Regions from separate parts of the Homo sapiens genome. Here region 2 is linked to region 1. The links are chromatin loops, found by intact Hi-C in ENCODE. Cell type or tissue: K562. All regions are shown on one strand. Each heading gives the region's core, and the rest is flanking DNA. Links, peaks and the distances in the headings are about the cores only.

Region 1 (16,012 bases), core at 4,609-7,108:
TCCACCTAGATTTCAGAAGATGTATGGAAACACTTGGATGTCCAGGCAAAAGTTTACTGCAGAGGTGGGGTGCTCATGGAGAACCTCTGCTAGGGCAGTGCAGAAGGGAAATGTGGGGTCAGAGCCCCCCCTACAGAGTCTTTACTGGGGGCACTGCCTAGTGGAGCTGTGAGAAGAGGGCTACCATCCTCCAGACCCCAGAATGGTCGATCCACTGACAGCTTGCACTGTGCACCTGGAAAAGCTGCAGACACTCAACACCAGCCCGTGAAAGCAGCTGGGAGGGAGGCTGTACCTGCAAAGCCACAGGGGCAGAGCTGCCCAAGACCATGGGAACCCACCTCTTGCATCAGTGTGACCTGGATGTGAGACCTGGAGTCAAAGGAGATCATTTTGGAGCTTTAAAATTTGAGTGCCCTGCTGGATTTCAGACTTGCATGGGCCCTGTAACTCCTTTGTTTTGGCCAATTTCTCCCCTTTGGAATGGCTGTATTTACCCAATACCTGTACCCCCATTGTATCTAGGAAGCAACTAGCTTGCCTTTGATTTTACAGGCTCATAGGCGGGAGGGACTTGCCTTGTCTCAGATGAGACTTTGGACTGTGGACTTTGGGATTAATGCTGAAATGTGTTAAGACTTTGGGGTACTGTTGGGAAAGCATGATTGATTTTGAAATGTGAGGACATGAGATTTGGAGGGGTCAGGGGTAGAATGATATGGTTTGGCTGTGTCCACACCCAGATCTCAGCTTGAATTATATCTCCCAGAATTCCCACATGTTGTGGGAGGAATCCAGAGGTAGTAATTGAATCATGGGGGATGGTCTTTCCCCTGCTGTTCTCATAGTAGTGAGATGGGTTTATCAGGGATTTCTGCTTTTCCTTTTTCCTCATTTTCTCTTGCCGCTGCCATGTAAGAAGTGTCTTTTGCCTCCCGCCATGATTCTGAGGCCTCCCCAGCCATGTGAAACTGTAAGTCCAATTAAATATCTTTTTCTTTTTTTCTTTTCTTTTCTTTTCTTTCTTTTTTTTTTTTTTTGAGATGCAGTCTTGCTCTGTCACCCAGGCTGGAGTGCAGTGGCATGATGTCAGCTCACTGCAACCTCCGCCTCCCGGGTTCAAGCAATTCTTCTGCCTCAGCCTCCTGAGTAGCTGGGACTATAGGCTTGCACCACCATGCCTGGCTAATTTTTGTATTTTTAGTAGAGACGGGGTTTCACCATCTTGGCCAGGCTGGTCTCGAACTCCTGACCTCATGATCTGCCCACCTCAGCCTCCCAAAGCGTTGGGATTACAGACGTGAGCCACCGTGCCCGACCAACATCTTTTTCTTCCCAGCCTCAGGTATGTCTTTATCAGCAGTGTGAAAACGGACTAATACATGGTTATTACACATTGTATGCCTGTATTAAAATATCTCTTGTACCCAATAAATATATACACCTACTATGTACCCCCCCACACACAAAAGATAGCGTTCTTTGTGTTTTTAAATAGGTTTTGCCTTAAAGTCTAGTCAAGTATGATAATGGCATATCCACTCTTGTTCTCTTTTGGTTACTATTTGCGTGGAATACCTTTTTACCTCTGTATTAGGCTTTTCTTGCTTTGCCATAAAAATACCTGAGGCTGGATAATTGATAAAGAAATGTTTTATCAACTCATGTTTCTGCAAGCTTTATAGGAAGCATGGTGCTGGCATCTGCTCAGGTTCTGGGGAGGCCTCAGAGTTTTTACTTTTGGTGGAGGGTGAAGCCGGAGCAGGCCTCTCACGTGGCAAAATAGGAACGAGAGAGAGAGGTAGAGGGGAGGTGCCACACACTTTCAAACCACCAGACCTTGTGCGAACTCAGAAGAAGAGCTCACCTATCACTAAGGGGATGGCCCAAGCCATTCATTAGAGATCTGTCCCCATGATCCAAACACCTCCCACCAGGCCCTGCTTCCAACCTTGGGGATTGCAATTCAATGTGAGATTTTGCGGGGATGTACATTTAAAGTATATCATCTTCCATTCCATTTCGAGTATTTTTTGTCTTGGGGTATAAAATGAGTGTCTTGGTCATGCATTATGGCTCATGCCTGTAATCCCAGCATTTTTATTTTTTTAAGACGGAGTCTCGGCCGGGCGTGGTGGCTCAAGCCTGTAATCCCAGCACTTTGGGAGGCCGAGGCGGGCGGATCATGAGGTCAGAAGTTCAAGGCCGGCCTGACCAACATAGTGAAACCCTGTCTCTACTAAAAATACAAAAAATTAGCCGGGTGTGGTGGTGTGCACCTGTAATCCCAGCTACTCAGGAGGCTGAGGCAGGAGAATCGTGTGAACCCGGGATGCAGAAGTTGCAGTGAGCCGAGATTGTGACATTGCACTCCAGCCTGGGCGACAGTGGGAGACACTGTCTCAAAAAAAAAAAAAAAAAAAGATGGAGTCTCACTCTCGCCAGGCTGGAGTGCAGTGGCGTGATCTTGGCTCACAGCAACATCCGCCTCCCAGGTTCAAGTGATTCTCCTGCCTCAGCCTCCTGAGTAGCTGGGATTACAGGCTCGCGCCACCACACCCAGCTAATTTTTGTATTTTTAGTAGAGATAGGGTTTCACCATGTTGGTCAAGATGGCCTCGATCTCTTGACCTCGTGATCCACACGCCTCAGCCTCCCAAAGTGCTGGGATTACAGGCGTGAGCCACCGTGCCCGGCCATTCCTAGCATTTCTGGAGACTGAGGTGGGAAGACTGCTGGAGGCCAAGACTTCAAGTTCAGCGTGGGCAACATGGTGAGATCTTGTGTTGAGAAGAAATTTTTTAAAATTTACACAATTAATGACATTTTAATGTCATTCTATCAATCAATATTAGGTAAGTATTAGGTGTGACTGATATTCTGGATATGTATAAAATTAACTCAATATTTGAGATATGAAAGCTGCCAGGGCCAGGCGTGGTGGCTCACACCTGCAATCCCAGCACTTTGGGAGGCTGAGGCAGGCGGATCACCTGAGGTTAGGAGTTTGAGACCAGCCTGGCCAACATGGTGAAATCCCATCTCTACTAAAGATACAAAAAATTAGCCCAGCATGGTAGCATGCACCTGTAATCCCAGCTACTGGGGAGGCTGAGGCAGGAGAATCGCTTGAACCCAGGAGGTGGAGGTTGCAGTGAGCTGATATCGTGCCACTGCACTCCAGCCTGGGCAACAGAGTGAGACTCTGTCTCAAAAAAAAGAAAAGAAAACTGCCTTTTATTTTTAATTTTTTGTATTTTTATTTTTGAGACAGAATCTCACTCTGTCACCCAGGCTGGAATGCAGTGGCTCAATCACTCATCACTGCAACCCCAACTGATTCTGGGCTCAAGTGATTCTCCTGCCTCAACCACCCTAGTAGCTGGGACTATAGGCACATGCCACTACGCCTGGCTATTATTTAACTTAATTTTTTTTGGGGGGGGATGGAGTCTTGCTCTGTCACCTAGGCTGGAGTGCAGAGGCGTGAACTTGGCTCACTGCAACCTCTGCCTCCTGGGTTCAAGCAATTCTCCTGCCTCAGCCTCCCAAGTAGCTGGAATAACAGGTGGCCACCACCATGCCTGGCTAATTTTTGTTTTGTATTTTTAGTAGAGATGGAGTTTCACCATGTTGGCCAGACTGGTCTCAAACTCCTGACTTCAGGTATCCACCCACCTCAACCGCCCAAAGTGCTGGGATTACAGGCATGTGTCACCGCACCTGGCCCCGCCAATGTTTTTAACTTAAATTTTCATACTCATGCACGTAACTCCACATTCTCCTCTATTCACAGGCCCTGATAATCTCTATTCTACTTTATCCCTTTATGAATTTGACTATTCTAGGCACCTCATATAAGTGAAAGTATACAATATTTATTCTGGTGTCTCTGGCTTATTTCACTTAGCATAATGTTTTCAAGTTGCATGCATGTGTTAACGTGTCAGTAATTCATTGCTTTTTTGTGCCTGAAAATATTCTATTGTAGGGATAAATCACCCTTTGCTCATCCATTTGTTTGTTGATAAACATGTGGGTTTTTTCCACAGTAATATTCTGAATAAGGCTGCTATGAAATTGGTGTACATGTGTCTCTGTGTGTTGTGCTTTTGATTTTTTAGGATATATACCTAGGAGTTGAATAGTCACAGGGGAATTCTAAATTCACCTTTTTAAGGAACAGCCATACTGTTTTACACAGTGGCTGCAATGTTTTACATTCTCTACATCAGTGCACAAGGATTCCCGTTTCTCCATGTCCTCATCCACACTTATTATAATTTTTTTTTTTTTTTTTGAGACGGAGTCTCACTCTGTCGCCCAGGCTGGAGTGCAGTGGCACAATCACAGCTCACTGCAGCCTTGACTTCCCTGGCTCAAGTGATCCTCCCACTTGAGGATCACTGGGACCATAGGTGCTAAGATGGGACTACCGGTCTGACCCCTGCTTTCCATCGTGGCCTGAACTAGATTTCTAGATTTTCAGGTTTACTTTGGGATGCCCTTAGCCGAGAGGGGAATCCTTCAGTTTGGGAGAGAGGGGTGGGCTTTGAATTTTATTTTTGGTTTACACATAGAATAGCTGGAGTCGGAGTGTGATTTGATATATGTAGAAAATCTGTTAAGGTCAAGACCCATTGGATTACCTTATGGAGAAAAGGTTTATGAATTTGACAATTTATGTCAGTCAGTACCTTAAACTGACTCCAGGTGAGTTTCCTGCTGGTGAAAATGAAGGTCTGGGGCTGGGCGCGGTGTCCTTGTCTCTACAAAAATACCAACATTAGCCAGGCATGATGGCGGGTGTCTGTAATCCCAGCTACTCTGGAGGCTGAGGCGGGAGAATCCCTTGAACTCGGAAGGCGGAGGTTGCAGTGAGCGGAGATCGCGCTATCGCACCCCAGCCTGGGCGACAGAGCGAGACTCTGTCTCAAAAAAAAAAAAAAAAAAAAAAAAAGAGAGAATATGATGAAGGTCTGGAAGGAGAGAGTGTTGCCACACTATGCAGACAGGACAGGAAGGCATGTTGAGAGCCTAGAGTTAAATCCTTCAGTGTTCAGGCCTCATCACCAGGTTCTGATCGGTTCTGGGGCTCTGTTTCAGCAGTCAGAACCTGGCTCCCAAGAATCTGTTTAACCTCCTGAATAGGGGGTTTCCTGCTGAACAGTGGCTGAAAAACTGCTTCTCTGAGCTAGTTCATGTTTTTGCTTTTCTTCTCTTTTGATTCCTTCATAGAATATTGCTGCCATATAATTCCAGTTTTTCCACACATTTAACAATTTTATTCCATTGTTGCTGTGTTTTTATTTTCTTGGTGAAAACGAGTAGACTCCAGGGCGCGGTAGCTCACGCCTGTAATCCCAGCACTTTGGGAGGCCGAGGGGGGCGGATCACGAGTCAGGAGATTGAGACCATCCTGGCCAACATGGTGAAACCCCGCCTCTACTAAAAATACAAAAATTAGCTGGGGGTGGTGGCGCGTGCCTGTAATCCCAGCTACTCAGGAGGCTGAGGCACGAGAATCGCTTGAACCCAGAAGGCGGAGGTTGCAGGGAGCCGAGATCGCGCCACTGCACTTCAGCCTGGCGACAGAGCGAGACTCCGTCAAAAAATAAAATAAAAAATAAAAAAATAAGACTGAGAGATCAGGTGGGAGAAAGGCTTGGTCATGCAGCCAGCAGCTTCATCCCAAATTCCTGATCCCTGGAGGACATCAGACCCCCTCTCCTACTGCAGTGTGGCCTGTGTGGCCTCGGCTCCCCTTCTGCTCCGAGGCCAGGGGATGTCTCCACTGGACAGTGAGTCTGGGATTCCCTGCACACAGTTGTGACCCCCCAGTCCCGGAGGAAGAAGCAGGAAGGGCTCGCAGACTATTGGCAGGAATTCTTCTTAAATGCAGATATTCCCCGGGAGGGGTCAGGTCACTGCCCAGGGAGGAACCCCCCCTCCCCCGCCCGCCCCATGCCAAGAGCTGTGTCTGCAACCTGTTCATCTGGCTCCACTCAGCACTGGGAGATCACTTCTTCTGTCGCTCAGTGCCTAGGGGGCGGGACCTGGAGTACTATCCAATCAGAGCCGCTGGGCGGGGCCGTGAGAACTGTCAATCAGGCGTCCAGGAGGCTGGAGGATGCGAGGTTGAAAAAGCCCGCGGCGTCTTCTCTGTCACCCGCGCTCGGCTCCCTGCTCGGTCGGGCTGGAACCTGTACTGGCAGCCGGAGGTGTAGGTAGGAACCGGAATACCTCGGAAGCCGGGAAATGGTGAGTGTCCGAGGCCGGGGTTCCCGAGACAGGGTACAGCTGGTTGTAACCGACCGGAACCGGCTGTGGCGGGACCCAGACCTCCTCGCTGTTGTCTCTGGGGTCTGAGGACCCGAGTGCCCTGGCCCAGCTCGGTCCTCGGTCCTCTCGGCCTCAGGGTGGGGCTGGGCCTGCAGCCAGGACTCCGGGCGTCCTGTCCGGTCCCCGCGCGGCAACTGCGGCCCAGGTTCCGGAGTCCTCTCTGGGCAGCTCCGCGTCCGCAGCCCCGCGTCTCCCTAGATTGTGCGGGGACACGGGAGGGTCATGGGGGGAATCCTCCTCGGGTGTGGGGTTCATGTGGAAGGAGCAGCGGTCTGTGGGGTCCCCAGTTCCTCCTTTGTCTCCAAGGGGCTCGAGTTTTTACTGAGATATCCAGATATATGCGAAGCAGGGTCTCAAATCCGCAACTGTGATCCCTGGCCTAGCTTCTCCTAGGGCTGCCAGCAAATCCCTGGATTTCCAGATCCCGCTCCGCGTTTTAGAGCTGGCCTCCTCTTCAGTTCACCACAACAATGTCAACTCTTCGTCCCCCAGGCTTTGTTTCAAACATAGCCATATATATGTGTGTGTGTGTGTATATATATATATGTGTATATATATATATATGTGTATATATGTATATATGTGTGTGTATATATATATATATATATATATATATATTTTTTTTTTTTTTTTTTTTTTTTTTTTTTTTTTGTGACAGAGTCTCGCTGTGTCGCCCAGGCTGGAGTGCAGTGGCGCAATCTCGGCTCACTGAAACCTCCGCTTCCTGGGTTCAAGCGATTCTCCTGTCTCAGACTCCCGAGTAGCTGGGATTACAGGCGCCCGCCACCACGCGCGGCTAATTCATGTATTTTTAGTAGAGACGGGTTTTCACCGTGTTGGCCAGGCTGGTCTCAAACTCCTGACCTCAGGTGATCCACCCTCCTCAGCCACCCAAAGTGCTGGGATTACAGGCATGAGCCACTGCAACCGTCCTCACACGTTTTTCATGTATATATGAATTATATATATATTAAATATATATATATAATTTTTTTTTTTTTGGTGGAGACGGAGCCTCACTCTGTTGCCCAGGCTGGAGTGCAGTGGCACGATCTTGGCTCACTGCAACCTCTACCTCGCGGGTCTCCTGCCTCAGCCTCCCGAGTAGCCGGGACTGCAGGCGCGTGCCACCATGCCCGGCTAATTTTTGTATTTTAGTAGAAACGGGGTTTCACCATGTTGGCCAGGCTGGTCTTGAACTCCTGACCTCAGGTGATCCGCCCGTCTAGGCCTCCCAAAGTGCTGGGATTATAGGTGTGAGCCATGGCGCCTGGCCACACGCAATATTTTAATAGGCTTTTTTTTTTTTAAGAGGGCAAAATATGGCTCTTTTTGTAAAGATTTGTTGTGTGTTTGTGAACATTTCACACTTGAGGAAGCGGAGAAAAAGCACCTGACACTTGCTGTAAACAATCTTTATGCCTCTCCTCCTTTTATCTGCCCGAGGCACGGACACCTTCTGAGAATGTCTTTGGGTTGAGGTTTATCTTTGGAAACTTTACAGGGCGATGTGTCCTCAACTCACCCTCCATCTTATCCTGGTCCTGGGTTTCAGAACTGCCTGGGGCTGACTGAAGATGCCCACAGCTACCATGTTTCTTGGAGGGTGGGTCACTCCTCCCAGAGGACAACCTGAGGCGTGGAGTTGGGGCTTCCCAGGAGAGGAGCTAGGTGCCCTGGGGTGGGAGAAGTCCCCTGGTATTCCCCTCCTTAAAAAGCTAATCCTGGGCCAGGAACAGTCTCTCACACCTGTAATCCCACCATTTTGGGAAGCCTGTAATCCCACCACTTTGGGAAGCCGAGGCGGGTGGACCCCTTGAGTCCAGGAGTTCGAGACCAGCCTAGGCAACATGGCGAAACCCCGTCTCTACTAAAAATACAAAAAAACTAGCCGGGTATGGTGGTGCGTGCCTCTAGTCCCAGCTCCTGGGGAGGCTGAGGTGGGAGGATCACCTGAGCCAGGGAGGTCAAAGCTGCAGTCAGCTGCGATCGCACCACTGCACTCCAGCCTGGGCAACTGGAGTGAGACCCAGTCTCAAAAAAAAGCTCTAATCCCCTGGGACACTCAGCTTTTCTTCCCCAAATCCAGATTCCATTCCTTGGGGACACTTGGCTCATCAGCCAGTTGGATGGTGGTATTGAAGGGACAGGACAGAAATGATTCCTGTTTTCTGGATGCTCTCAGCATAGTTAAGGGAGAAAACTATTCCTAAGGACAGGAAAACCCACCCCACTGAGATGGTGCAAGAACCTGAAAAGCAAAATGCACTTTAGGAACACAGGGGACGCACAATGTGTCGTCTCCTGGGAGGGTGGTCACTGAGCACTTCAGTGAGCAGGATGGGGATGGGGGATGCCCCTGGTGACAGGAGGATACGATGTGACACTTGAGTTAGACTTGTCTGTGTTCTAGGTCCTTACTGTCTCTCTCTGGGCTTGTCACCTTGCAAAGATTGGTTCACCTATTTCAGCTGCAGATTAAATCTCTACTTTTGGAAGCTTTTCAACTATCTTTTGGTTATCAATTTCTAGTTTAATATGATTTGATTGCATACTTTATAGCATTTCTGTTCAATTTGTTAAGGCATATTTTATGCTTCCAGTGTAGTTTACTGTGGTGAATATTTCATGTGAACTTGAGAGGAATGTGTATTCTGCTGGTGTTGAATGAAGGATTCTATAAATACATATTAATTAAATGCAGTTGATTAATTGATACAGTTTGGCTGTGTCCCCACCCAAATCTCATGTTGAATTGTAGTTCCCATAATCCTCACCTGTTGTGGAAGGGACCTGGTGGAGATAATTGAATCATGGGGGTGTTTTTCCCCATCCTGTTCTGGTGATAGTGAGTTAGTTCTCAAGAGATCTGATGGTTTTATAAGGGGCTTCCTTCTTCGCTGGGCACTCGTTCTTCTCCTTCCTGCCACCATGTGAAGAAGGACGTGTTTGCTTTCCCTTCCGCCATGATTGTAAGTTTCCTGAAGCATGTCTTTATTAGCTGAATGAGAACGGACTAATACATTATTGATGCTGTTGAGTTTAGCTATATCATTAGTGATTTTTTTGTTGTATTGACCTATTAATTATGGATAGAGGTGAACTGTTGGCTTCCAACTATAATTTTGGATTTGTATATTTTGTCTTATAGTTTTATGTTTTTGTCTTGTATCTTGATGTTATATTTTATGGGCATACATATAAGTAATAAAGATTATTATACCTTATGTCTTTTTTTTTTGAGACAGGGTCCCCATCTGTCTCCCAGGCTGGAGTGCAGTGGCACAATCACAGCTCACTGCAGCTTTGACCTCCCAGTGCCCAGGCTCAAGTGATCCTTCAGCCTCAGCCTCCTGAGTAGCTGGTACTACAGGCATGTACCACGATGCCTAGCTAATTTTTGTTTTTTTTTGTTTTTTTTTTGTAGAGACAAGGCTTCGCCATGTTGCCCAGGCTGGCCTCGAGCTCCTGGACTCAAGCATTCTGCTCACCTTGGCCTCCCAAAGTGCTGGGATTACAGGTGTGAGTCATTGCGCCTGGTCCTATTATGTCTTCTTGCAGGATTGACCTCTTCACTGTTACAAAATCTCTTTTACAAGGCAATGATGGTCCGGCGTGGTGGCTCACACCTGAAATCCCAGCACTTTGGGAGGCCAAGGCAGGTGGATCACCTGAGGTCAGGAGTTCGAGACCAGCCTGGCCAACACGGCGAAACCCTGTCTCTACTAAAAATACAGAAAATAGCCGGGTGTGGTGGCAGTCACCTGTAATCCCAGCTACTCGGGAGGCTCAGGCAGGAGAATCACTTGAACCTGGGAGGTGGAGGTTGCAGTGAGCCGAGATTGCACCATTGCACTCCAGCCTGGGCAACAGAATGAGACTCTGTCTCAAAAAAAAAAAAAAAAAGCAAGCCCAAGGCAATTATGAGGAAAATTCCTTGCCATTTTCCTTGATCTAAAATGTGGTTTGTCTGAGTTTTATAAAACTATTGCACATTTCTTTTGATTAGTGTTAGAATGGCTTATCTTTCTTCATACCTTTTTATTTAATCTATTCACTTCTTTTTGTTTGAAATGATTTTCTTGTACACATTACTGAGGCTTGTTTAATCTACTATGTCAATCTGTGTCTCTTTTTTGTGTATATAAGTAACAGACATTTAAAGTGGTAATTGATATAATTGTATTAATATGTATATATGTAATTGTTCTCTGTTTGTTGTACTTGTTTTCTTCTTTCTTTCTTTCTTTTTTTTTTTTAGACGGAGTTTCATTCTTGTTGCCCAGGCTGGAGTGCAATGGCGCGATCTCAGCTCACCACAACCTCTGCCTCCCACATTCAAGCGATTCTCCTGCCTCAGCCTCCCGAGTAGCTGGGATTACAGGCATGTGCCACCATGCCCAGCTAATTTTGTATTTTTTAGTAGAGACGGGGTTTCTCCATGTTGGTCAGGCTGGTCACAAACTCCCGACCTTAGGTGATCTGTCCACCTCGACCTTCCAAAGTGCTGGGATTACAGGCATGAGACACTGCTCCCGGCCTCGTTTTCTATTTTTAAAACTTTCTCTTTTTCTACCTTCTGTAGTTTTTGCTTGTTTGTTTGTTTTTTTGAGATGGAGTCTCGCTCTGTTGCCCAGCCTGGAGTGTAGTGGCGTGATCTCATCTCACTGCAACCTTCACCTCCTCCTGGGTTCAAATGATTCTCGTGCCTCAGTCTCCCGAGTAGCTGGTATTACAGGCGTGCGCCACCATGCCCGGCTAATTTTAATAATTTTAGTAGAGACAGGGTTTCGCCATGTTGGCCACGCTGGTCTTGAACTCTTGACCTCAAGTGATCCATCTGCCTCGGCCTCCCAAAGTGCTGGCATTACAGGGGTGAGCCACTGTGCCTGGTAGTAACTTTTTCAAAGTATGTTTACAGAGATGTATTCCCTGTCCTCTCTAGTCAATGAAGGCTCTGTTCCTTTAACTTGTGTTCATCTAGTGTTTTGAGAGAGGTTTCCTGAATGCTAGGAGCTAAAATAAAACAGACCTGGCCGGGTGCTGTGGCTCATGCCTGTAATCCCGGCACTTTGGGAGGCCAAGGCGGGTGGATCACCTGAGGTCAGGAGTTCGAGGCCAGCCTGGCCAACATGGCGAAACCCTGTCTCTACTAAAAATACAAAAATTAGCCAGGCGTGGTGGTGGGCCCCTGTAATCCCAGCTACTGGGGAGGCTGAGGCTGGAGAATCACTTGAACCTGGGAGGCAGAGGTTGCAGTGAGCTGAGATCTTACCACTGCACTCCAGCCTGGGCAGCAAGAGCAGAACTCTGTCTCAAAAAACAAACAAACAAACAAACAATCAAACAAAAAGAGGCCCAAACCTGACTTCTTCCAGGCTTTGTGGATGGCTTTGTCGTGCAGCATTCCTTGAACACTCGGCCTGAGTTTTGTTTGTTTTTTTTTTTTTTTTGAGACGGAGTCTCGCTCTGTCACCCAAGCTGGAGTGCAGTGGCGTGGTCCTGGCTCACTGCCAGCTCTGCCTCCCGGGTTCACACCATTCTCCTGCATCAGCCTCCTGAGTAGCTGGGCCTACAGGTGCCCGCCACCACACCCGGCTAAGTTTTGTAGTTTTAGTAGAGACAGGGTTTCACCGTGTTAGCCAGGATGGTCTGGATCTCCTGACCTCTTGATCTGCCCGCCTCAGCCTCCCAAAGTGCTGGGATTACAGGCGTGAGCCACCGCGCCCGGCCGACTGTTTAAAACTCTGCGTTAGCCTCCAATTTCTGCTGAACTGAGCCTAGAGATCAGCCAGTGCCGAAACTTAGGGCCTCCTCAGGTTTTTTCTAGAAATGTGTTATTTCCTGGGCAGACGTGAGGCTTTCTCAATTCCCCAGGATACCAAAGTGCTTTTGATTAGCCTAATTTCTGAAGCTAATTTTCTCTCCAGATTGTTTTCCTGGGTCTTAGATGGTCTATTCTGTCTCAGTCATAGACTGTTGTTCCAGATGGTTGCAGGCTTTTTGTTGACAATATTTTTATGTAGTCCCTGCCAATTTTTGACCCCAGTTAGGCTTTAGTGTAGTTGAAACAGAGAAGAGAGCCTTATTTCAGACTTTTCGTAGGCCCAGGAGAAATTGGAGTATATGAAGATAATATTTGCAAATAAATATAATATTTGCAAATAAGATGGTAGAATAGGTCACCGCACCTGGCCTGTTCTACATTTTCACTTACCTTTTTCTCTTTGTTCATCTTTCTGTCAACAGTGTGGTGTGTTGAATATTATAGTTTCAAAATCCTTCATGTGTGTTAGGTAAGCTGTCACTTTCTGGTTTAGAAGATTTTTAGCATTTTTAGACATTTGTTACCTCCATTAGTTTTGTTTAAGTAGCTTTTATTGACTACTAACAGGTCTGTTTTAATGATTTAAGGAATTTCATAAATATTCATGAGAGATGACACCTTGGTGACATGCAGTTCTTTTTTTTTTTTTTTTTTTTTTGAGATGGAGTCTTACTCTTGTCGCCCAGGTTGGAGTGCAATGGCGCAGTCCCAGCTCACTGCAACCTCCACTTCCCGGGTTCAAACGATTCTCCTGCCTCAGCCTCCCGAGTAGCTGGGATTATAGGCACCTGCCACCACGCCCGGCTAATTTTTGTATTTTTAGTAGAGATGGGTTTTCACCATGTTGGCCAGGCTGGTCTCGAACTCCTGGCTTTGTGATCTGCCCACCTCGGCCTCCTGAAGTGCTGGGATTGCAGGTGTGAGCCCCTGCGCCTGGCTGACAAGCGGTTCTTTAGAAGAACGTGTACAATCTTTATCCATCTTTCATTCTCCTTTGATGTTACCTAGTATTTAAAAATTTTCCTTTAGGATGATGAAATACATTTCATTAACCTTACGTTACACTTCATTAAATTTAGTTTACGGAAAACCGGTTGCCAGCTTCCAGGTGTTCTCTTATTGTAATCACATAGAATGGGCTAAATCCCCCAAGTAACAAGTGTTGACAGAACATATGAAATGTTACGTACCAAGGTCACTCAGACACTTAGTACCCAGAGTTTTTTTTTCATGGCCATCTTAGTCTGTTTTATGTTCATTAGAATAGAATGCCTGAAATTGGGTAATATACAAGAAATGATATTTGTTTTGTACAATTCTGGAGTTTGGGAAGTCTAAGGGCACGGTGGCACATCTGGTGAAAGCCTTGCTGGTGGGGACTCTTCACTATCTGAGGCAATGGAAGAAGGGTATTCCTAGGGGAGGGGGTGCTAGCTTAGGGGTCTCTTCCTCTTCTTCTGAGGCCACCAGTCTTACTCCCAGGATATCTCATTTACTCATTAACCCTTTCATCCATCAGTGAATGAACCCATTCATGAGGCAGAGCCCTCATGACATAGTCACCTCTTCAAGGCCCCACTTTTGAATACTGACACCTTGGGGATAAAGTTTCAGTATGAGTTTTGGAGGGGACAAACATTCAAACCTAGCAGTGACTGATCAGGTATGCTTCTCTGCTGATTATATCACAAAATTTCAAACTCTCAGAAGGATGATGGAAATTAAGCAAATACCATATTATTTACTTATTTATTTATTTTTCAATTTAATTTGAGACAGGGCCTCGCTCTGTCACCCAGGCCGGAGGTCAGTGTCACACTCATGGCTCACTGCAGCCTCTACCTCCTGGGTTCAAGCAATCCTCCCAGCTCAACCTCCCTAGTAGCTGGGACTACAGACATGCGCCATTATGCCTGGCTAATTTTTGTATGTTTTGTAGAGATGGGGTTTCACCATGTTGCCCAGGCTTGTCCTGAACTCCTGAGCTCAAGCAATCCACTCGTCTCAGCCTCCTAAAGTGCTGGCATTACAGGTGTGAGCCACTATGCCCAGTGGCAAATATCATATTGTTTTAATAAATAGTTGAGGCACACAGCTCCTTTTCTTTGTTATGCTGGTGCAGCTCTCCTTAAATCTAGCTCTGAGATACCATCATAGTTCAACTTTCTAAATAAACGTGTGTAGGGATATGTTGTCTTAGAGCTGCTAATATTGTCTCTTGTAGACAACACATAGTAGGACTTTGTCACGAGAGTTAGTATAGACCCACTAGACAGAAAGACACTAGAGGTGATCTGGGCAGCATATCTCAACTCCCTGAAATCATGAATGAGAGGCTTGTCCGTATTGGCTATTACTTTACTGAATGTGTTCAATTCTAGCATCAGAATTGCTGTGCTGGAGAAAATGAGTATAGACAGAGGATAAGAGTCTGATGACCAAATCATTGAATAAATGTTTGGAGTCTATAGCATTGTGTGAACTTCCTCTAGAGTGTAGCTTCCTAGTGCTGTCAGCCTGAACCTTCCTCCTCTGCCATGTGGGATGTTTCAGGACTCAATGATCTTTGAGGATGTGGCTGTGAACTTTACCCAGGAGGAGTGGGCTTTGCTGGATCCGTCCCAGAAGAAACTCTACAGAGATGTGATGTGGGAAATCATCAGGAACCTGATGTCTGTAGGTAAGGATGACATCATTTCTTCACTTAGTCAATTACAGAACAAGTGTTTCTTGGTCATCTACACTGCTCAATGATTTGAAACATGGTAGGGAATACAGTAGACTGGCCTGATGCAGTGGCTCACGGCTGCAATCTTAGCACTTTGGGAGGCCAAGGTGGGTGGATCACTTGAGGTCATGAGTTCGAGACCAGCCTGGCCAACATGATGATACCCCGTCTCTACTAAAAATACAAAAATTAGCCACGCGTGGTAGTGCACGCCTGTAGTCCCAGCTACTCAGGAGGCTGAGGTGGAAGAATTGCTTGAACTTGGGAGGCAGAGGTTGCAGTGAGCCAAGATTGTGCCACTGCACTCAAGCCTTGGCCACAGAGCAAGACTCCATCTGAAAAAAAAAGGAATACCGTAAGGCCGGGCATGGTGGCTCACACCTATAATCCCAGCACTTTGGGAGGCCGAGGTGGGTAGATCATGAGGTCAGGAGATTGAGACCATCCTGGCTAACATGGTGAAACCCCATCTCTACTAAAAATACAAAAAAAAATTAGCCGGGTGTGGTGGCGGGCACCTGTAGTCCCAGCTACTCGGGAGGCTGAGGCAGGAGAATGGCGTGAACCCAGGAGGCTGAGCTTGCAGTGAGCCGAGATAGCGCCACTGCACTCTGGCCTGGGTGAAAGAGCGAGACTCCGTCTCAAAAAAAAAAAAAAAAAAAAAAAAGAATACAGTAGACCCTTGAACAAAGTGGGTGTCAGAGACTCTTAACCTCTGCACAGTTGATGATCTGGTTTTAACTTTTGACTCTATAAAATGTTAACTGTTGGCCGGGTGCAGGGGCTCACACCTGTAATCCCAGCACTTTGGGAGGCCGAGGTGGGTGGATCCCTTGAGGTTAGGAGTTTGAGACCAGCCTGGCCAATGTGAAACCCCATCTCTACTAAAAATACAAAAAATTAACCAAGCATGGTGCCAGGCACCTGTAATCCTGGCTACTCAGGAGGCTGAGACAGGAGAACTGCTTCAACCTGGGAGGTGGAGGTTGCAGCGAGCTGAGATCATGCCACTGCACTCCAGTCTGGGCAACGAGAGTGAAACTTCGTCTCAAATAAAAAGAAAAAAAGCTAAATGTTAATAGCCTATTGTTGACTGGAAGCTTTATCAGTAACAT
Region 2 (16,012 bases), core at 5,433-7,932, 54 kb after region 1:
ACCCAGAGCGATTAACCCTAGTGGAGGAGCTAGATTAGGAAAGTTTCTGGGGTCATGGTTAAGTCTAGGTTCTACTTGGAATGGATATCTAACCAGAAATCTTTCTTGTATCATTAGTAGAGTTGCCCATTTCACCACCGAAGCCATCAGGACACAAGAGAAGTCTCTAGGTTCCCTTGCCTGCATGGCCCTAGACAACCACATTGCAGCTATCTCCCTACTTTACAGGGTAGTGTCTGTGCTAACCCTTGCTTCTGCATCTGGGTAAAATACTTCCAGTCAGACTGAATTGGGAACATATAAGATCTTAAAACCAGCCAAATCTCTGAAAGGGACACCTTCAGAAACCCTCCTGTCTAGACTTACTGGGTTACATTTCCAATTTCCAGATATTTTCAGCTGGCTCTTCCCCTGGTATAGGATTTCTTCTCCATTCTGCCCTACAAGTCTCAATGATCCTATTTAAAATATGCATTTGGCTCCTCTTTAAAATTGTTCTATCTTGTTTCAACAGATGCCTCCAAGAGACCCCCACTAGGTTCTTGCTGACCTAATACTTGAGATTTTAAACTCACTCCAGCTGGCCACTGAAACCAACTTAACCCAAGAGATTTTGGCTAAAATTTAACAGGTTCCTGAGAACCTCTTATAAGTAAATGGCTATAGTTGCCCAACTGGCCACTGCCCTGCCATTAGGATCCCTGCATGGGATGGACCCACAGCAGGTCACTGGTACCATGATAGAACACACACAAAAACTTATGAATGCTGTCTGTGGACGGGTTAGAGTCAGTCCTTCACACTGGCTAACTGGGCCTAAGTTTTAAAAAGAGCTAAGCCGCCACTTGTTAACTAGGGGTCACAAGCACTGTGAGTTTCCTGAAAACCAACACCTTTTTAACTTTGGGGGCTCACCTGAGCTAGTCAATCAGAGCTCAGCTGTATCAACCAATCAGAACTGAGTTTCAAGTTTCAGATCTTCATTTGCATAAAAGCACTTGACTAGGAACCCAGATGGGAACTTTTGCTATAAAACCTAAGCTTTCCCTTGTTCTCTGGAACAAATAATGTTTAGGTTGCAAACTCCTTATGCCTTTTCCCCAGAACTATGTAGAAATAACGCCTTCTAAAATGTGATCTTGATACCAGGGAACTCCTTTTTTTTTTTTTTTTTTTTTTTTTTTTTGAGTCGGAGTCTTGCTCTGTTGCCCAGGCTGGAGTGCAGTGGCGTGATCTCAGCTCACTGCAAGCTCCGCCTCCCAAGTGGCTGAGAGACAGGTGCGCACCACCACGCCCAGCTAATTTTTTGTCATTTAGTAGAGATGGGGTTTCACCCTGTTGGCCAAGATGGTCTCAATCGACCTGACCTTGTGATCTACGTGCCTCGGCCTCCCAAAGTGCTGGGATTACAGGCGTGAGCCACCGCACCTGGCTGATACCAGGGAACTCCCAGAGCAAAGCACTAAATACTTTCATTCCTCTAAGGTCTATGACTCTAATCAGCAGAAAGTAGTTAGAGCAGTTATCATTCCTTTTCCTTCAAGACTTAGGAATGAACATAATAGGAGGGATTTGTAACCACAACAGATTATGTGGTACAACTTCTATATAACAAAGCTGAGTTTTCAGTTGCCATGGACCCAACACTCAAGGTCACATAATCTGAGCATGCCCAGATGAACCAAATGTGTAACCATGGGTGGAACCTATATGCTTGGACTGAGGTGTGGAGATTAAAGTAAAAAGTAGATGCTGGGCACGGTGACTCATGCCTGTAATCCCAGCACTTTGGGAGGCTGAGGTGGGTGGATTGCCTGAGCTCAAGAGTTCAAGACCACCCAGAGCAACATGGTAAAACCCTGTCTCTGTGAAAGATACAAAATATTAACCAGGTGTGGTGGCGCACACCTGTAGTCCCAGCTACTTGGGAGGCTGAGGCAGAATTGCTTGAGCTCCAGAGGTGAAGGTTGCAGTGAGCGAGATCATGCCACTGCATTCCAGCTTGGGCTACAGAGTGAGGCTCTGTCTCAAAAAAAAAAAAAAAAAAAAGATACCACATGGTGGAATCTAGGATCTAATCAGGTTGGGCCCCGGTATCATCCCATGGCAGGATCCAATCGAGTCACATTAACCTGGCATGAGATCATTGCAAGATGCAGTGAGTTCATGTCTTATTACCCCACGCTTATAAAACTTGCCAAAGCCCCCAGCTCAGGGAGACATATTTGAGCATTTCTTCCTTTCTCCTTGCCAGTCAAACTTGTAGTAAAGCTTTTCTTTCTTCAAAAGCTGGTGCCATGCTATTGGCTTGTGTGTACATCTGGAAGTGAGCCAATTCACTACTTGCTAACATAACAAAGAATCAGCAACTGTGAAGATGAAACAATTAAAATTATCCAGTCTGGGCCAGGCGCGGTGGCTCACACCTGTAATCCCAGCACTTTGGGAGGTCCAGGTGGGTGGATCACCTGAGGTCGGGAGTTCGAGACCAGCCTGACCAACATGGAGAAACCCTGTCTCTACTAAAAATACAGAATTAGCTGGGTGTGGTGGTGCATGCCTGTAATCCCAGTTACTTGGGAGGCTGAGGTAGAAGAATAGCTTGAACCAAGGAGGTGGAGGTAGCAGTGAACCGAGATTACGCCATTGCACACCAGCCTGGGCAACGAGAGTGAAACTCCATCTCAAAAAAAAAAAAAAAAAAAAAGAAAGAAAAAAATTACCAGTCTGTGGAAAAGAAAGAGGAAAGAAATTGAGAGAATGTGTTACTAGTATACCTGCCTTGCCAGTCATGTTAAAGTTCTTCAGAGCGAAGGAAACTGATACAGGTTAGGAAAGCAGATGTTTCAGAAATAAAACTTGTTAGAAAATAATTAAATGAGGGCACAAATATGATTATCTTTTCTTCTCCTTCATAGATAAATGTTTGTTCAAATGAATATCAACAATGTATTGGGTGGTTATAGCTTCTAACAGGTCAAATGCGTGACAGTGATATTATATGGGATTGGAAAGAGGAATTCAGAACACTCTTAACATATTGGCACTACCCCAGACACCAGTATAGTGTTATTTGAAAATGAAAGTCCATTAGTTGCAAATGTATACTGCAAACTATGGAATTCACTAATAAAATTTAAGAAACAAGTAGACTTACTACACTAATAGAAGCAAGCAAATGGAATCATATAGAACGCTCAATTAAAAGGCAGAAAAATAGAGCAAGTAGAAAAAAAGCACAAGTACAACAAACAATATATATGAACATATTAATCTATGTCAATTACCACTTTGAATGTGTATTTTTTTTTTTTTTTGAGATGGAGTCTCGCTCCATCGCCCAGGCTGGAGTGCAGTGGTGCCATCTCGGCTCACTGCAAGCTCCGCCTCCCGGGTTCACGCCATTCTCCTGCCTCAGCCTCCCGAGTAGCTGGGACTACAGGTGCCCACCAACACGCCTGGCTAATTTTTTATATTTTTAGTAGAGACGGGGTTTCACCATGCTAGCCAGGATGGTCTCAATCTCCTGACCTCGTGATTCATCTCAGGAAGACAAGATGGGTGGATCACTTGAGCCCAGGAGTTCTCAAGACCAGCTGAGCAACATGGAGAGACCCTGTCTCTACAAAAAATAAATACAAAAATTAGCCAGGCATGGTAGCACACGCCTGTAGTCCCAGATGAGGTGGGAGGATTGCTTGAGTTCGGGAGGCACAGGTTGCTGTGATCACACCACTGCACCCCAGCCTGGGTGCCAGAGACCCTGTCTCGAAAAATAAATAAATAAATAAATAAACCAAAAAACCTGATTTATCTGAATTTAATATAGCCGTTCCATACTTTTGAGTAGGGCTAGAATGGCATATATTTCACCATACCTTTCTATTTAAGGTATCTGTGTCTTTCTGTTGAAAATGGTTATCTTTTACACATTGCTGGGCCTTGTTTTTAATTCTACTCTGCCAGTGCCTGTCTTTTTTACTGGTGTATATAGATAATACACATTCAGGCCGGGCGCGGCGGCTCATGCCTGTAATCCCAGCACTTTGGGAGGCCGAGGTGGGTGGATCAACTGAGATCAAGAGTTTGAGACCAGCCTAACCAACATGGTGAAACCCTGTCTCTACTAAAAATACAAAAATTAGCCGGGTGTGGTGGCATGCACCTGTAGTCCCAGCTACTCAGGAGGCTGAAACAGGAGACCATGGAATATTCACCAAGGCAGACCACATAGCATAAAACATACCTTAACAAATTTAAAAAAATCAAATTCCATAAAATACGAAATCAAACCGTATTAGCATTAAACTAGAGATCAATAGCAGAAGCATAGTTTAAAAGCCTCCAGAAAGTAAAGATTTAAACCACAAACTTCTAAACTATGCAACAGACAGAATTCTCCAGAGATACTTAAATATTCCAAAAATTGAAAAAAACTTTTAGCAAAATTTGTAGAATACAGCAAAGGCAGTGCTTAGAGAGCTATTTAAATAATTAAATGCAAACTCTTGAAAGTAAAGATCTAAAAAACAATGCTGTAAATTCCACCCCAGGAAACTAGAGAAAGAAGAGCACGATAAATGTAAATTAAGGAGAGGAAAACAACGAGAGAAGATATTAATGAAATTGCAAACAGGAAATCAATGGAAAACATCAACAAATCCAAATCCTGGTTTTCTGAAATGAATAAAATTGATAAACACCCATGCTAACTCACAAAAGGGTGGGCATCTCTAAGATTTCCATGAACATTAAAAGAACCATAAAGGAATATTAACTCCATGCCCATAGATCTGATAAATTACAAGATGAGGCCGGGCGCGGGGTGGCTCACGCCTGTAATCTCAGCACCTTGGGAGGCCGAGGCGGGCGGATCACGAGGTCAGGAGATCAAGACCATCCTGGCTAACACAGTGAAACCCTGTCTCTACTAAAAAAAATACAAAAAATTATCCGGGCGTGGTGGCTGGCACCTGTAGTCCCAGCTACTCGGGAGGCTGAGGCAGGAGAATGGCGTGAACCTGGGAGGCGCAGCTTGCAGTGAGCCAAGATGGCGCCACTGCACTCCAGCCTGGGCGACAGAGCGAGACTCCGTCTCAAAAAAAAAAAAAAAGTAAATCTGAGATGAGTTACAGATGTCTTCAAGGTGACAAATCCATGGAGGTGCAGTGCTGACTGAAAACAGACAAGTCTGACTCAAGTATCAGGTCAGGTTCTCCTATCATCTGAGACATACCCCTTCCCATGCTGCTCACTGAAGTGCTGAGTGACCGCCCTCCCAGGAGACACTGCACTGTGTGCTTTTGAGGTTCTTGTACCACATCATTGGGGGGTGGGTTTTCCTTTCCTTAGGGTTAGTTTTTACCCTTCACTATGTGGCAGGCCAGAGTCTCACTAACACAGGCTTCCATAACAACTGTTTCAGCACTGAGTGGTTAAATATTAAAAGTCGAGAGAGCCGATGCCTCTAAACAAAGGCTGGAATGTAACAAAAGCCCAACAAGAGTTTTGCCCAGGCCTTTCCTGGGCCTTGAAGCATGACAAGATAACGAAGGAATTCCTTTTTTTTTTTTTTTTTTTTTTTTTTGGAGACGGAGTCTTGCTCTGGGACTATAAGTGCATGCCACCATGCCCAGCTAATTTTCGTATTTTTAGTAGAGATGGGGTTTCACCATATTGGCAAGGCTGGCCTTGAATTCCTGACCTCAGGTGATCCACCCAAAGTGCTGGTATTACAGGCGTGAGCCACCGCGCCTGGCCCAGAAAACAGCGTTTTGATTGAATACTATGACTTAAGAAATGTACACAAACACTCGATTCTAATGGGTATTTTTCCCTAGAAGGGTATGGATTAGCAATTCTGAAACTATTTTACATGTTAGAATATATGTTGTTATGTTATCTACAATATATGTTGTAGATAATTAGTGCCTGTTTCTCACTGGAGTTGAAAAAAGTAAAAGAAATAAAGGGACACTGCTAGAATGAACCCAGTGGTGCTAGAAATACAGCACCAGGGAAAAAGAATGTTTAATGTTGCTGTGAACTGAGGAGATGAAATCAGAGTCACAAAATGCAGGGAAAGAGCTTAAAAACCAAGGGATTTTAAGCCCTCGGAGGAGTTAGTTGAGGGAAGAGAGTGGTGGATTAGAAACCCTGATTCCCAAACCTTTGGAAGATGCAGAGGGATACCACTTGCCATTTAGGAATGTGAACTCAAAAGTATCTGAGACATGTTTCAATTTAGAAAGTTTATTGGCTGGGCGTGGTGGCTTACGCCTGTAATCCCAGCACTTTGGGAGGCAGAGGCAGGTGGATCACCTGAGGCCCAGAGTTCGAGACCAGCCTGACCAACAGGGAGAAACCCCGTCTCTACTAAAAATACAAAATTAGCCAGGCGTGGTGGTGCATGCCTGTAATCCCAGCTACTCGGGAGGCTGAGGCAGGAGAATCACTTGAACCCGGGAGGCAGAGGTTGTACCGAGCCAAGATGGCACCACTGCACTCTAGCCTGGGCAAGAAGAGTGAAACTCCATCTCAGAAAAAAAAGTTTATTTTGCCAAGGTTAAGGACACATCCATGATACAGCCTCAGGAGGTCCTGACCACATGTGTCCAAGGTGGTTGGGGTACAGCTTGCTTTTATATTAATACATTTTGGGGAGACATAATACATCAGTCAATACATGTAAGAGGTACATTGGTTCTACTTGGAAAGGAGGGACAACACAAAGTGGGCGGGGGAGGGGTCTGGTTCCCAGGTCACAGGTGGATTTTCCCATAAATGGTTGTGGAGACCAAAGTTTCATAATGCAGATGAAGCCTCCAGGTGGCAGGCTTCAGAGAGAATAGATTGTAAATGCTTCTTATCAGACTTAAGTTCTGTGTTGATGTTAATACTGATAGGCTTTTCCTGGGTTCCAAAAGGGAGGCAAATATAATGGGGCACGTCCAGCTGATACAGTTTGACTGTGTCCCCATCTAAATTGCATCTGGTATTGTAATCCTTTCGATTTAGGCTATTGCGCCACAGAGCCTGCTTGCAGGAATTGTAATCCTATTTGTAATCCCCATATGTTGAGGGAGGGACCTGCTGGGAGGTGATTGGATCATGGGGGTGGTTTCCCCCATGCTGTTCTCCTGATACAGTGTTCTCACGAGATCTGGTTACTGGATAAGTGTCTGGGCTCCTCCCTTCTCTCTCTCCCTCTCCTCCCTTCTCTCTCTCCCTCCTGCCACCCCGTAAGACGTGCCTTGCTTCCCCTTCTGCCATGATTGTAAGTTTCCTAAGGCCATGTGGAACAGTGAGTCAATTAAAAACTTTTTTTAAAAATAAATTACCCAGTCTCAGGTAGTATCTTTCCAGCAGTGTGAGAACAGACGAATACACAGACCACCCTTCCATGATGGCCTGAACAAGTTTTTCAGGTTAATTTTGTAGTGCCTTCGCCGGGAGGAGGGATCTGTTCAAAATGACTGGGGGGCTTAGAATTTTATATTTGGTTTAAAAAAGGAATAAAGGAATAAAGAAGGAACTGGGGACCCCGGACCGTAGCTCCTTCCACGCATGAACCCCGCACACGAGTCGGGATTCCCCCCATGACCCTCCCGTGGCCCCCGCACAATCTGGAGAGACGCGGGGCTGCGGGCGCGGAGCTGCCCAGAGAGGACTCCTGCCCGGGCCCGCAGTCGCCGCGAAGGGACGGGACAGGACGCCCGGGGTCCCGGCTGCCAGCCCAGCCCCACCCTGCGGCCGAGGGGACCGAGGGCCGAGCTCCGCCAGCGGTACTCCGGTCCACAGAGCCCGGAGTCGCTGGCTGGGAGGCCGGGGACCCGCCACGGCCAGTTCCAACCAGCCCCTCCTCCCGTCTCGGGATCCCTGGCCCCTCACGCTCACCATTTTCCGAATTCCTCCGTGTCCCGGGGGCCTCTCTGCGGCTCCCACGACCAGTGCAGGTCCCTGTGTGACAGAGGCTGCCGCAGACTCTCCAGAGTGCCTCTCAGCGACAGAGACAGGAGCCCAGCGAAGTGGCGTGTAGAAGACGCCGCGGGCTTTTTCAATCTCGCACCCTCTTAGCTGAAGTGCGCCTGATTGACAGTTCCCACGACCCCGCCCCACGGCCCTGATTGGATAGTGCGACAGATCCCGCCCCCTGACGACTGAGTTACAGAAGCGATCTCACGCTGGGGAGTGGAGACTGATGAACGAGTTCTTGACACAGCCCTTGGCAGGGCGGGCTTCTTCCCTGCGCTGTGACCTGACCCCTCCCAGGGGACATCTGCATTTAAGCAGGATCCCCCATCTGTACTCAGTGTGACCTTCCTGCTTTTTCCTCCTAGACTGGGGATCACAAGTGTGTGCAGGGAAACCCAGACACATTGTCCAGTGGAGCCATTCCCTGGCCTCGGAGTAGGAGGAGAGCCGAGGCCATACGGGCCACACTGCAACAAGAATAAGGGCTTAGGCTGGGCGTGATAGCTCATAGCCGTAATCCTAACACTTTGGGAGGCCGAGGCCGGTGCATTGCTTGAGCCCAGGAGTTCGAGACCATCCTGGACAACATAGTGAGAGCCTGTCTCTACAAAAAAATACAAAAATTAGCCTGGAATGGTGGCCTGTACCTGTAGTCCTAGCTACTCGGAAGGCTGAGGTGGGAGGATCACTTGAGCCTGGGAGGTCAAGGCTGCAGTGAGTCAAGATCGTGCCACTGCACTCCAGCCTGGGCGACAGAGTGAGACACCATCTCAAAAAAAAAAAAAAAAAAAAAAAAAAAATAAGGGCCCGATGTGTTCCAGGGATCAGGAATTTTGGATAAGTCTGTTGGCTGCATGGCCAAGCCTTTCTCCCACCTTATCTCTCAATCTACTGATTTTCAGCCAAGGAAGTAATAACATGCCAACAACGGAATAAAATCATTAAATGTATGGAAAAAGTGGAATCACATAGTAGCAATATTTTATAAGGAAATCGAAAGACAAGAAAAGCAAACACTCGAACTAGTTGAGATAAGTAGCCTGCTGCACCCACAGTTCACAAACCTGCAGTCAGAAGGTGATACACGTTCCCAAGCTTGTGAGTCAAACTCTGATGAGGCAGGGGCACTTAAAGATTTAACTCTGGGAACTCAACGTGGCCTCCTACTCCTTCTCCAGAGTGTGGAAATGCTCCTTCCTTCAAGACCTTCATTTTCTTTCTTTCTTTTTCTTTTTTTTTTTTTTTTTGAGACGGAGTCTCTCTCTGTCGCCCAGGCTGGAGTGTAGTGGCGTGATCTTGGCTCGCAACCTTCGCCTCCCGGGTTCAAGCGATCCTCCTACCTTAGCCACCCAAGGAGCTGGGACTACAGGCATGTGCTACCACGCCCAGCTAATTTTTTTTTTTGAGACACAGTCTCGCTCTGTTGCCCAGGCTGGAATGCAGTGGCACGATCTCGGCTCACTGCAACCTCCGCCTCCCAGGCTCAAGCAATTCTCCTGCCTCAGCCTCCCGAGTAGCTGGGACTACAGGCGCACGCCGCCATGTCCGGCTAATTTTTTGTATTTTAGTAGAGACGGGATTTCACCGTGTTGCCCAGGCTGGTCGCGAACTCCTGAGCTCAGGCAATTTGCCCACCTTGGCCTCCGAAAGTGATGAGATTACAGGTGTGAGCCACTGCACTCGGCCCACTAATTTTTATATTTTTAGAGAGACGAGGTTTTACCATGTTGGCCAGGCTGGTCTTGAATTCCTGACATCGGGTGATCCACCCACCTCAGCCTCTCAAAATGTTGGGATTACAGGTGTGAACCACCGTGCCGGCCAAGACCTTCCTTTTTGCCAGCAGGAAACTCTCATCTAAAAATCAGTTTAATGCATTGACCTATATAAACTGTCAAATTCATAACTCCTTTTCCAGAAGGCAATCTAATGAGTCTTTAAGTCTGACCTTCACAGATTTTCCTCCTATATACAAATGACAGCCTGCCTCCTGTGACTCTGTGCATGCCCAAGGCAAAGCACTTGAATGTACTGAGATCTTCAATATTTACAAAAGAAGATGGTCAGATTAAAATATTCTGTCTATGCCCTCAATGAGCAGGTAGTATAACAGGTTAGAGAGGACAAAATCAAATAAAATGGACATGGAACTTACCCATGATATCACAGTCTATCCTGGAGGATTTTTGTGGTTGTTTTGTTTTGTTTTGGAGACAGGGTCTCTGTGTCACCAAGGCTGGAGGGCAGTGAGTGGTGTGATCCCAGCTCACTGCAGCCTCAAGCTCCTGGGTTCAAGCCATCCTCCCACCTCAGCCTCCCAAGGAGCTGGAACTGCAGGCGTGCACCACCAGCTTGGCTAATTTAAAAAAATTTTTTGAGGTAGACACGGCGTGGCGGGGGGATGGGGGAGTCTCACCATGTTGCCCAGGCTGGTCTTGAACCCCTGGGCTCAAGCAACCCTCCCCCCTCAGCCTTCCACAGTGCTGGGAATACAGGTGTGAGCCACCGTGCCTGGCGATGGTTTCTAAAAAGCACTTTGCTTCAAAGGATTTAGAGAGCCACAGGTGGGTTCATCTGGGGCCAGTTAGACTGCTTGAAAAGGAAAGCTATTTATGCAATCTGCAGCTGCCTAGGAAATGGCCCCAAAGTTCCCAGAGTTACAGTCTCAAAAAGGACGCAACCCCCTAGCTGCATCTACATGTGGGTTTCCCGCTTTCCAGGGCACTGCAGCTTCTCAGAATCCACAGTCCTTAGCTGTTCTGAGCAGCTGGAGGCCATCCGCAAGGGTAGGCAGGATGCCCAGCTCCATTCTCCTCCCTTTGTAGGCTTAAGACTGGTGTCAGCTTAAAGTCACTGTCCTCAGGCTCTGCTGCCCACTCCAGGTTTTTAGGGCTCCGAAAACAATGATCCTCAAAACAGGTCTCAGAAGCAGAAGTTTTTCTCTGACCTTCTCTTGCCCTCCTGTCTCTCAGTCCCATTCTCCACCAAGGGTAGCCATAGAAGCTAGAATCCCTCTTCCCCAAGGCAGGTCATAGAATCCAGAACCCCTATTCCCCAAGGGCAGCCATAAAATGCAAACAGATAACTTTCCCTGTGCCTTCCTTTGGAAAAACTGGTCACAAAGAATTTATCTGACCTACCTTATTTGACTGTAGGTCATAAGACTGTCATTTAAGAGAGGATTCTGGCCAGGTGCGGTGGCTCACACCTGTAATCCCAGCACTTTGGGAGGCCAAGACAGGTGGATCACGAGGTCAGGAGATCAAGACCATCTGGCCAACATGGTGAAACCCCGTCTCTACTAAAATACAAAAAATTAGCTGGGCATGGTGGCACGCGCCTGTAGTCCCAGCTACTCGGGAGGCTGAGGCAGGGGAATGGCTTGAACCCAGGAAGCGGAGGTTGCAGTGGGCCGAGATCGCGCCACTGCACTCCAGCCTGGAGACAGAGTAAGACTCCGTCTCAAAAAAAAAAAAAAAAGATTCTGTCTCATACCTAGAAGGAAGGAATGCTACTCAGAGAGACCAAGAAAAATCTAGACAGACAGGCCTTCTGGGTTTCCTCACTCAGTCTGTTAGCATTCAATCATACCTTTTTTGTTCAATCAGGTTTCTTCATAGCTGTTCACACATTGTTAAACCCAAGCACAAAAATGTACAACTTACCCTGTATCTCTGAGTCTTCATTCTGAAGGCTCCTGTGTATATACATTAAATAAAATGTGTATGCCTTTTCTCCAATTAATCAGTCTTTTGTGAGTTGATTTTTCAGTGCAACATGAGAGGGTAAAGGAGAACTTTCCCCATGGCCCCTACAAGGTTATTCACCTGCCTTTCACTGATAAGTTAAATGAGACAAAGACCCTCAATCCCACTGTTTGAATAAGAAGCCAGCAGACTCCTGGGTTTTCTCCTATGTTTATATATAAAGTAGAGGAAGAAAATTCTAAGATATTTTATATGGGTTAAAAAAAAAAAAAAGCCTGGAGTCCGGGTGCGGTGGCTCACGCCTGTAATTCCAGTACTTTGGGAGGCTGAGGCGGGCGGATCACAAGGTCAGGAGATCAAGACCATCCTGGCTAACACGGTGAAACCCCGTCTCTACTAAAAATACAAAAAATTAGCCGGGCGTGGTGGCGGGCGCCTGTAGTCCCAGCTACTTGGGAGACTGAGGCAGGAGAATGGCGTGAACCTGGGAGGCGCAGCTTGCTGAGATCGCGCCACTGCACTCCAGCCTGGGCGACAGAGTGAGACTCTGTCTCAAACAAAACAAAACAAAAAAACCCTGAAAATGGTTGGCTATGGTGGTTCAAGCCTGTCATCCCAGCACTTTGGGAGGCAGATCACTTGAGGCTAGGAGTTCAAGACTAGCCTGGCCAACATAGTGAAACCTTATTTCTACTAAAAATACAAAATTAGCCGGGCATGGTGGCCCATGTCTGTAGTCCCAGCTACTCGGGAGGCTGAGGCATGAGGATTGCTTGAACCCAAGAGGCGGAGGTTGCAGTGAGCCAAGATTGTGCCACTACACTCCAGCCTGGGTGACAGAGCCAGACTCTGTCTCGAAAAAAAGAAAAAAAATTAAAAACCACCTGGATATAATTATTCCTTTGAGAAAACAAACTGTTATTTTCCTCCTAACAGTTGTATAAAACAACTAATCAGGCTGGGCACGGTGGCTCACGCCTGTAATCCCAGCACTTTGGGAGGCCAAGGTGGGCAGATCACTTGAGGTCAGGAGTTCAAGACCAGTCTGGTCAACATGGTGAAACCCCATCTGTACTAAAAATACAAAAATTAGCAGGGTGTGGTCGTGCATGCCTGTAATCCCAGCTGCTTGGGAGGCTAAGGCACGAGAATCACTTGAACCTGGGGAGGTGGAGGTTGTAGTGAGCCGAGATTGAGCCACTGCACCCCAGCCTGGGTGAAAGAGCGAGGCTCTGTCACAAAACAAAAAAAACAAAAACACACACACGCACACGCACACACTAATCAAAAGTGAACTCTCCCCTTTTTCCTCTGTTTCAGCAGCTCCCCAACCTTCACAGTTCATGGTTGTCATCACGTGCTCTGTACCTGGTAATGGACATGTTCAGTTTACCCATCTGAAACTCTCAACCCCACTCCATCACCACTGACCCATCCAATCATTTCTGCAGCTAAATTCTAAGCATTGTATAAATACCTCTTCCCTTTCAGCAGTCCAGCTGGCCCAGGTTGAATCCACCTGTGGCTCTCTCATTTCCCTCAATTTCAATTATTCATTTGAAACTATCTTCCAGGATCGACTGTGATATCTTGTATGATGACCACATTCCCTTTATTTGCTTCTGTTCTTCCTAACCCATGTCGCCACCTGTTCATTGAGGGCACAGACAGAATATTCTAAGCTGACTATCACCTGCTGTAAATTCTGGAGTCTCAGCACAACCTGGAGAAATCCACAGCCCAGAGAGGATGTTAATGCCATCCTTACCACAAGAGGGAGCTTCTTATTTTCACTTCTGGAAAATGGCTAAAAACAGAATTTTGGAGTTTTACATAGCACAATATAGATGATAGAAGTAAAGGTAACACCATTCAATTTTGTTTCATTTTCTTTCTTTTTTTTTTTCTTTGAGACAGGGTCTCACTCTATTGCCCAGGCAGGAGTGCATTGTCACGATCACAGCTCACTGCAGCCTCAACCTCCTGGGCTCCAGTGATGCTCCTGCCTCAACCTCCAGTTAGCTGGGACCACGGGTGTGTACCACCATGCCTGGCTTATTTTTTAAAAAGTTATTTGTAGAGGTAGGGGTCTCACTATGTTGCCCAGGTGGTCTTGAACTCTGGGCTCAAGTGGTCCTCTTGCCTCGGCCTCCCAAAGTGTTAGGATTACAGGTGTGAGCCACTGTGGCCAACCTGGTTTCATTTTTATGATTTAACTTTTCCTAGGTTAAAAAAGCAAATAAGTCCATGCACAGTGGCTCACCTCTGTAATCCTAGCACTTCGGGAGGTCGAGGCTGGAGGATCACTTGAGCCAAGGAGTTTGAGACCAGCCTGGAGCCTGGGCAACCTAGTGACACCCTGTCTCCACCAAAGAAAGAAAGAAAGAGAAAGAGAGAGAGGGAGAGCAAAAAAGTCTGTGAATCTTAACTGAATTTCTCTGAATATGAGAAGTGCAAGGAAATATCTCTACAAACGGAAAGATGTAGGAGTAACTGAGGTGGTACAAAGGATTCTCTCTGAGATGGTGACATTTACTGTGAGACCTGAAATAATATATTAGGGCAGTAAAACGTTAGGGCAGAGGATTCAGGGAAGATGGCAGAGTAGCAAGCATAAAAAAGCTTTCTCAGGCCGGGCGCAGTGGCTCACGCTTGTAATCCCAGCACTTTGGGAGACTGAGGCGGGCAGATCATGAGGTCAGGAGTTTGAGACCAGCCTGACCAGCATGGTGAAACTCCGTCTCTACTAAAAATACAAAATTTAGCTGGGCATGGTGGCCTGCACCTGTAATCCCAGCTACTTGGGAGGCTGAGGCAGGAGAATCGCTTGAACCCGGGTGTCAGAGGTTGCAGTGAGCAGAGATTGCACCACTGCACTCCAGCCGACAGAGCGAGACTCCATCTAAAAACAAAAGCAAAAACAAAAACAAAAACAAAACCAAGCTGTCTCAGCCGGGTGTGGTGGCTCACAGCTATAATCCCAGCACTTTGGGAGGCTGAGGTGGGCAGATCACCCGGGGTCGGGAATTCGAGACCAGCCTGACCAATGTGGAGAAACCTCATCTCTACTAAAAATACAAAATTAGCCGGGTGCGGTGGTGCATGCCTGTAATCCCAGCTACTTGGGAGGCTGAGGCAGGAGAATCGCTTGAACCCGGGAGGCAGAGGTTGCGGTGAGCCGAGATCGCACCATTGCACTCCAGCCTGGGCAACAAGAGCGAAACTCTGTCTTAAAAAAAAAAAAAAAGCTGTCTCCCCACCTAGACAACCACTGGACTGACAGAATCATCTGATGTAGCAATGTTATAACTGTGGAGGCTATTGAAGCTTTGCAACTTCCATAAAAAGGATTAGACAGTAAACTATGGCTAATTGTGGTCATTTTATCACTTAGCACAATACAAGCTATCATCCCCACCCTTACCCCTGTTGCAGGCAGCTGCACATGGAGTGTTTTCCTCTAATTTGGCCTCGGGATCTCTCTCAGAAGCGTGGCTATAAACTTTAGTGCTGGCCAGGCGGGGTAGCTCATGCCTGTAATCCCAGCACTTTGGGAGGCCGAGGCGGGCGGATCACAAGGTCAGGAGATCAAGACCATCCTGGCTAACCTGGTGAAACCCAGTCTCTACTAAAAAAAATACAAAAAATTAGCCAGGCATGGTGGCGGGCGCCTGTAGTCCCAGCTACTCAGGAAGCTGAGGCAGGAGAATGGCGTGAACCCGGGAGGCAGAGCTTGCAGTGAGCCGAGATTGCACCACTGCACACCAGCCTGGGCCACTGAGTGAGACTCTGTCTCAAAAAAAGCAAAAACAAAAACAAACAAAAAGAACTTTAGTGCTGCATTGACGGGGCTCCAGGACACTTGGTTGTGGATATTTACAGTGTGACTTTCATGGGGTCTAATATTTAAGTGTTAACCCATAACCAAATGTCCTTCACAGGAAACTTGATTATACTGGCAGATGCCCTTATGGTTCTACCTCTGCCAAGTTAATCTCTACCAAGATAGCCAGATACCCACTCTCTACAGAGCCCTGACCTGGTAATAAGCTAGACATAGGTGTGGCAGTCAGGTGAGACGTGTGAGACAGCATCAGGCAGGCCAATATATGCACTGTGGGAGTTTCAGAAGGAGAAGAGACAGAGAAAGGTCAGGGGAGACTATTTGGAGAAATAATAGCTGCAAATATTCCAAATTAGATAAAAGCCATGAATGAATGCTGTCATCCAAGAAGCTCAATGAACTCCAGGTAGGATGAATGCAAAGAGAAGGACATGAAGACATATTATACTCAAATTGTCAAAGCCAAACATAAAGGGAGAACCTTGAA

Evidence for each region. Hi-C counts contacts between places; a loop is a spot of excess contacts. Peaks named below come from ENCODE experiments on the same cell type or tissue, not always from the same donor. Only the 100,000 strongest peaks of a DNase experiment are listed, where the experiment ranks them.
Region 2: it touches region 1 in a loop (6-fold over the local background); 2 of 110 quality-filtered maps call a loop at or near these places.

The regions. Positions count from the first base shown.
Region 1 is chr19:11,633,636-11,649,647 of GRCh38, forward strand. It overlaps the pseudogene ZNF887P. Among named protein-coding and RNA genes, the nearest start is that of ZNF627, 44 kb to the left of the region's middle. RefSeq lists a silencer at 6,037-6,126. In K562, for the core only: no CTCF peak of the experiment used is centred there; DNase peaks (open chromatin) are centred at 6,076, 6,446 and 6,766; H3K4me3 peaks cover 1,265 bases.
Region 2 is chr19:11,686,903-11,702,914 of GRCh38, forward strand. No RefSeq gene overlaps it. Among named protein-coding and RNA genes, the nearest start is that of ZNF823, 44 kb to the right of the region's middle. RefSeq lists a cis regulatory region at 7,103-7,247 and silencers at 8,008-8,067, 8,178-8,227. In K562, for the core only: a CTCF peak has its summit at 6,865 (motif pointing right); no DNase peak of the experiment used is centred there; H3K4me3 peaks cover 951 bases.